2 separate regions of the Homo sapiens genome follow, and region 1 is linked to region 2. A link is a loop called in an ENCODE intact Hi-C map of the cell type or tissue named here. Cell type or tissue: B cell. All regions are shown on one strand.

Evidence for each region. A loop is a pair of places that touch in the nucleus more often than their neighbours do. Peaks named below come from ENCODE experiments on the same cell type or tissue, not always from the same donor. Only the 100,000 strongest peaks of a DNase experiment are listed, where the experiment ranks them.
Region 1: a loop joins it to region 2, with 4 times the contacts of the local background. A loop is called at or near these places in 108 of 110 quality-filtered maps.

Annotation. Positions count from the first base shown.
Region 1 is chr5:151,058,729-151,061,228 of GRCh38, reverse strand. It overlaps TNIP1 (TNFAIP3 interacting protein 1), which reads left to right. Exons shown (of 18, transcript NM_006058.5): 5 at 834-911. Among named protein-coding and RNA genes, the nearest start is that of TNIP1, 21 kb to the left of the region's middle. RefSeq lists an enhancer at 921-990. In B cell, no CTCF peak of the experiment used is centred here; DNase peaks (open chromatin) are centred at 1,188 and 1,908; H3K27ac peaks cover 2,242 bases.
Region 2 is chr5:151,123,221-151,125,720 of GRCh38, reverse strand. ANXA6 (annexin A6) reads left to right here. Exons shown (of 26, transcript NM_001155.5): 15 at 1,354-1,435. Among named protein-coding and RNA genes, the nearest start is that of ANXA6, 33 kb to the left of the region's middle. RefSeq lists an enhancer at 1,376-1,876. In B cell, no CTCF peak of the experiment used is centred here; DNase peaks (open chromatin) are centred at 100, 580 and 1,350; H3K4me3 peaks cover 1,167 bases; H3K27ac peaks cover 2,500 bases.

The DNA of each region.
Region 1 (2,500 bases), 64 kb after region 2:
GATGAAGGGAGGCTGCAGACCAGGTTTAACGGGACATGGAAATCCCAGATCCCAGAGCTAATGGCTGGTTCAGGTGGGCCATTGGCTTCTTGGTTGGTTGAATGACCAGTAATTCTACTAGGAATGACGGAAAGATGTGAAAAAATCTGGGATTTCTTGGCCACCGTGGATTTGGTTGAATCCTGAAATAGTCTCCAAATTTGGTGAATCATCTCTGGGACTTTTCTCAGATCAGTTCACTCCTCTGGGATCTCCAGGACTGGCTTGGGAAGGCCAGCACAGGACATGCTTGGTGGTGGCCGTAACAGCTGCCATCTGTGTTCTGGGAAACCGATCAGAGACGTCTGGGCCTAAGAGACAGCTCTGGGGCCGTGGCAGGAATGCTGGATCTGCAGTCTTGGGTTCAATCCCTGCTTTTGCATTAACCAACTGTATACTGTAGTTTCCTCATCTTTCCAAAGAGGATATAACCTTCTGACCCACTCCATGGGTCACCCTGAGAAATAATGGAGCTCATGAAAGCATTTAAAAAGTACACGGCCTTAAAAAATGCAATCCTACAGTGCTGCTGGTTCAAGGTCAGCTAGTCCCACATCTCCCTTCTACAAAAGAGGATTGGCCATCGAGGGGATATGACCTCACATTATGCAGAGGGCTATGACAGGCTTGTCGAGAATCCTGCTTTGTGATCTCATGTGAGATGATATGTAACGGTCCCTGTGTACTCAAAATGGGAAGAGATTTTGTCCCCCTTGCTGCTCTCAGCCACAGGGCCGCAGAGGAGGGGTGAGCTGTTTTTCTCTCGGGCAGCACCTAACTTCCTTTCTGCACAGGGCACCTCCTCTGAATTTGAAGTGGTCACTCCTGAGGAGCAGAATTCACCAGAGAGCAGCAGCCATGCCAATGCGATGGTGAGTGGACGGGCAGGACCCCGGGCTTGACCTGCTGCCCTCTTTGTGTCCTGTCACTTGCTACCATGTGAGAGGCACAGAACCTGTTCAGATCCCTTAGGTACCCTGGAGTCACTTGGGGATACACGAGGGGCAGGAGCAAAGGGTGCTTCTCGCTCACATATGCAAATTCCTGGGCTAGTGACTTCCCCGACTTGGAGCACACGGGCACCCGACCGTTGTGAAAGCCTGGGCTCTTTGCCAGCCCTGTTGCCTTCTGCCAGGGGCCAGGCACCTCCGCACACTATGACTCAGCCCTTTGGGTCTGTGGGCTTCCAACCCCGGGGGAGAAAGAAGGGTCAGGAAGGCCCAGGGCCCTGTAAGACAGGTGATTTGCTCTTTGTGCAGACTCTTGGAGCACACAGGAAGGAGGTTCAACTTTCCACTTACACGCATGCGCGCGCGCGCGCGCACACACACACACACACACACACACACACACACACACACTCTCTCTCTCTCTCTCTCTCTCTCTCTCTCTCTCTCTCTCTCTCTCTCTGTCTCTCGTACAGCTCTGGAGCGTCTGCCCAGCATCCTCATTCCACACCTTACAACACTGGCTGCCTTTTTCCTAACTATATCTCCTTCTGTTCTTTCTTAAAATGGCAGACTTATTGAAGAACCATTGTGAAAAGTCTGGAAGATTCTTTAAACGACTTAAATTTCTACCTTCTCCATTCTCCCTTCCTTCCCACTTTTAAGTTTTTTTCTTTAATTGTTGTTATGCGAGCAATAGGTGCTCTAGCCCTTCACTGATATATTGATCCCTGCTGCCTCCCTTCACAAAGGTTTGGCTGACAAATATGCTTGTGTTCACTGGTTGCCCCATGTACCTGTCAGTGCCCAGTGCAGGGCCCCCTCAGGTGGCTGTCTGGCTAACTAGCATGCCTTCAGTGTTGAGAGGCTCACCACTGCCTCAGGCAGCTCTGAGTATTGGAAAGGCTCTTTATGTTCTGTCGCCTGGAACCTTCTGTCCCCTTGTCCTGTTCTGTCCCTGAGGGCTCTGAGATGCTGGCCATGGAGGCAAGATCCCCTGCTCAGAAAGTGTTTCACTCTGACTTTGGACCGATAACTTTAACTGACGTAGTAAGTTCCTCATTAGCTCTACAGTGTGCCTGTCTCTGCTGAGCCACTTGAGCCAAGACAACACAGCCTCCCTGTGCTCTGAAGCTTGTAGTCTGGAGAAGTCGCAGGCATGGGAAGCATCGCATGAGCCTTAAATAGAGCAGCATCTGCCACCTCAGCTCCTTTGTGGAAAGAGGCAGTGGGGGAATGGATGCAGAGTTGAAACAGCAGCATTTCCTCTTGTTAGAATGCGGCACACTGACGCCATTACACAGGTGTTCAGGGAATGCCAAGTTGGGGTTATAGTCATTGCCATTCCTCCAGAGTTCAGAGAAGTGGGAGGTCAGTGCAGCAGAGCACTGGATGGCGAGTCAGGAAACCTCAGTTCTCGTTATACCTCTGCCACTGACTTACAGGGCAACTTTGGGCAAGTTCCTCCTCCCCATAGCTTGGTTTCCCGGCCTGATCTCTGAGGCTCCCTGTAG
Region 2 (2,500 bases):
TGATGTGAGAAGTGAATTTAGTTTGGCAGGGTTGAATAACGCTGAACTCCACAGAGTGAATGAGAAAGGCACTCCTTTCCAATTTCATCAGCGTTTCTGATTACGTCAAAGAGGAAGTCTTGGTTTGGTGCCGCCGTCTCTGCAACACTTGCTGATTTTCCTTTTTCACAAAGAGAAAGCTGAGAGAGCTCGCTTTAAGTTTCAGAGCTTCTGGCAAGTAGAGGCATCATGTTAAATTTCATGGTATATCACCTCTTTTGTTTTTATTATGTTGATTTTTGTGGTAAATTGTCAGTTTATGATACATGGTATCAACTTCCTAATTCATGGTAGTTATATAAAATTAATTTCATCCATTCCTTTTTTTTTTTTTTTTTTTGAGACAGGGTCTCACTCTGTTATCCAGGCTGGAGTACAGTGGCATGATCATGGCTCACTGCCACCTCCCCAGGCTCAGGTGATCCTTCCACTTAGCTTCCCAAGTAGCTGGGACCTCAGGTGGACACCACCACACCTGGCTAATTTGTGTAGAGACAGGGTTTCACCATGTTGCCTGGGCTCATCTTGAACCAATGGGCTCAAGCGATCCTCCTGCCTTGGCCTCCCAAAGTGCTGAGATTACAGGCATGAGCCATTGTGCCAAGCCTCATTAATCCACTTAACAATTATTTTTTGAGTGTGCCTATTATGTCAGACACTGTTGTAGGCACCTGGGATATGTAACAGGATAAAACGGATACAATTCCTTGCCTTTTGGGAGTAATTTTAAATGCACTTCAAAAATTGATGCATTTAAGTAGACAGAAAAGAAGTTGAATTACATAAAACCATTAAGAGATGGCATAGTGTGTGTGCTAATTTGGAATAGTGAAAGTCCTTTAGGAGTGACTGAAATTTGGGAAACTCTGTTCTGGTATTTCAGAACTTTTCTGCTGCCTTTTCAGGGGGAATGACTCTTTAAGAGGCAGAGGGGGCCTCGGGGGCAGGGTAGGATTCAGAAGAATTGGGGATGCCCCGGTGGAATAAGCAGCCAAGGGGCACTAGAACCGAGGCAGATCCCGTGGCAGGCGGGAGCCTAGCCAATTTCTCTTGATCAGGACTTGCCCTGCTCCCAGCCCTGAGTCCCTCTCTCCCTCTCTCTATATCTTTCTGTCTCTTTCTCTCTCTCTCTCTCTCTCTCTCTCAGCTCTCGTGCAGGGTCTGTCTGCTGTGGCTTCACCTCTGCCTCTTTCCCCACCCACGCCGCTTGGTTTGGGCTCATGGGGTGAGCTTCCCACCCTCGCATGCTGTCTTTCAGCCTGGTCCCCAGGGGGGCCTTCAGACACCTGCTGAGTCTCTTTCTGCTTCTCACAGCTGAAGGGAACTGTGCGCCCAGCCAATGACTTCAACCCTGACGCAGATGCCAAAGCGCTGCGGAAAGCCATGAAGGGACTCGGTATGGGGGATGGGAAGGGAGCAGGGTTGGTCTCCAGGGCAGCAGGTGTGGTGGGTTTGGCCGTGGGCTGGCAGGGGATGGAGTGAGGTTTCAAATTAGAGTCTGCAGGATGAGGAAGGCTTGATCTCAAGTTTCCACCCTCCTAGCTCCCAGAGTATAGAGAGGAGGGGCAGGAGAGGGTTCATAAGGAACTTGGCAGAAGCCCTTTCCAGGGACCAAGGTGTCCCCCAGCCTCCTGGAAGCAGTATCCTGGCACTGAAGAAAGTACCAGGTCACAAAATTGGCATGGTGCCCTGGCTCTGCTGCTGACTCACCGTGTGACTCTGGGTGAGCCTCTCCGCCACTCTGGGTCTGAATTTCCCTATGTGTAAAATCAGGGCTGTGGACCCTGGAACCCAAGAGCCCTCCCTCATTCTGTGGTGGGAGTGTGCCCTGCTGGGCAGGTCTTTCAGACCTATATTTGGCACCAGTGGGAAGAGTACTGCACCCACAGGTTCAGATCAGCTGGGCCTGTGCTCAGAAAGTCCAGCCTGGGACAGGCCATCTAGGGTTTGGCTTTCTTTGCCTTTCTGCCCCATCTGTCTGACAGCAACTCCCAGGAGGCTTTAGGTTAAGTCCATCACCCTCCTGAGCCTCCTTTCCATGTGTCTCATGGGAATGATGATACCTGCCAAGCTCGCCTGGGACTGTAGGATGCTAGAGGTAAAAATGCCATGAAAGACCCCTGTGCTGGGTCTGTGGTTGATGGCATTAATCTGAGAAGCAGGAAGTGATATTCTAATGCCTTCCAGAGTCAACCTGCTGTGGTTAGAGGGACTCAGGGTCCAGCTTCCAGAGAGCTGAAGAGAAAGGACATAGAGTTGCTAACAGGACTTGGACTGTCAGGGTTGGAAGGATCCCTTGGTGACTACTCCAGCCTCTTCATGTTACAGATGTGGAAACCAAGTCCCATCAAGGGAAGGGGACTTGCCCAGGGTGGGCAGCCATTGCCAGAGCCAGAACTAGAACTCAGAGGCACTGACTCCCAACCCAGTGCTCTCTACCTCCCAGCTGTCCTTTTTCCTC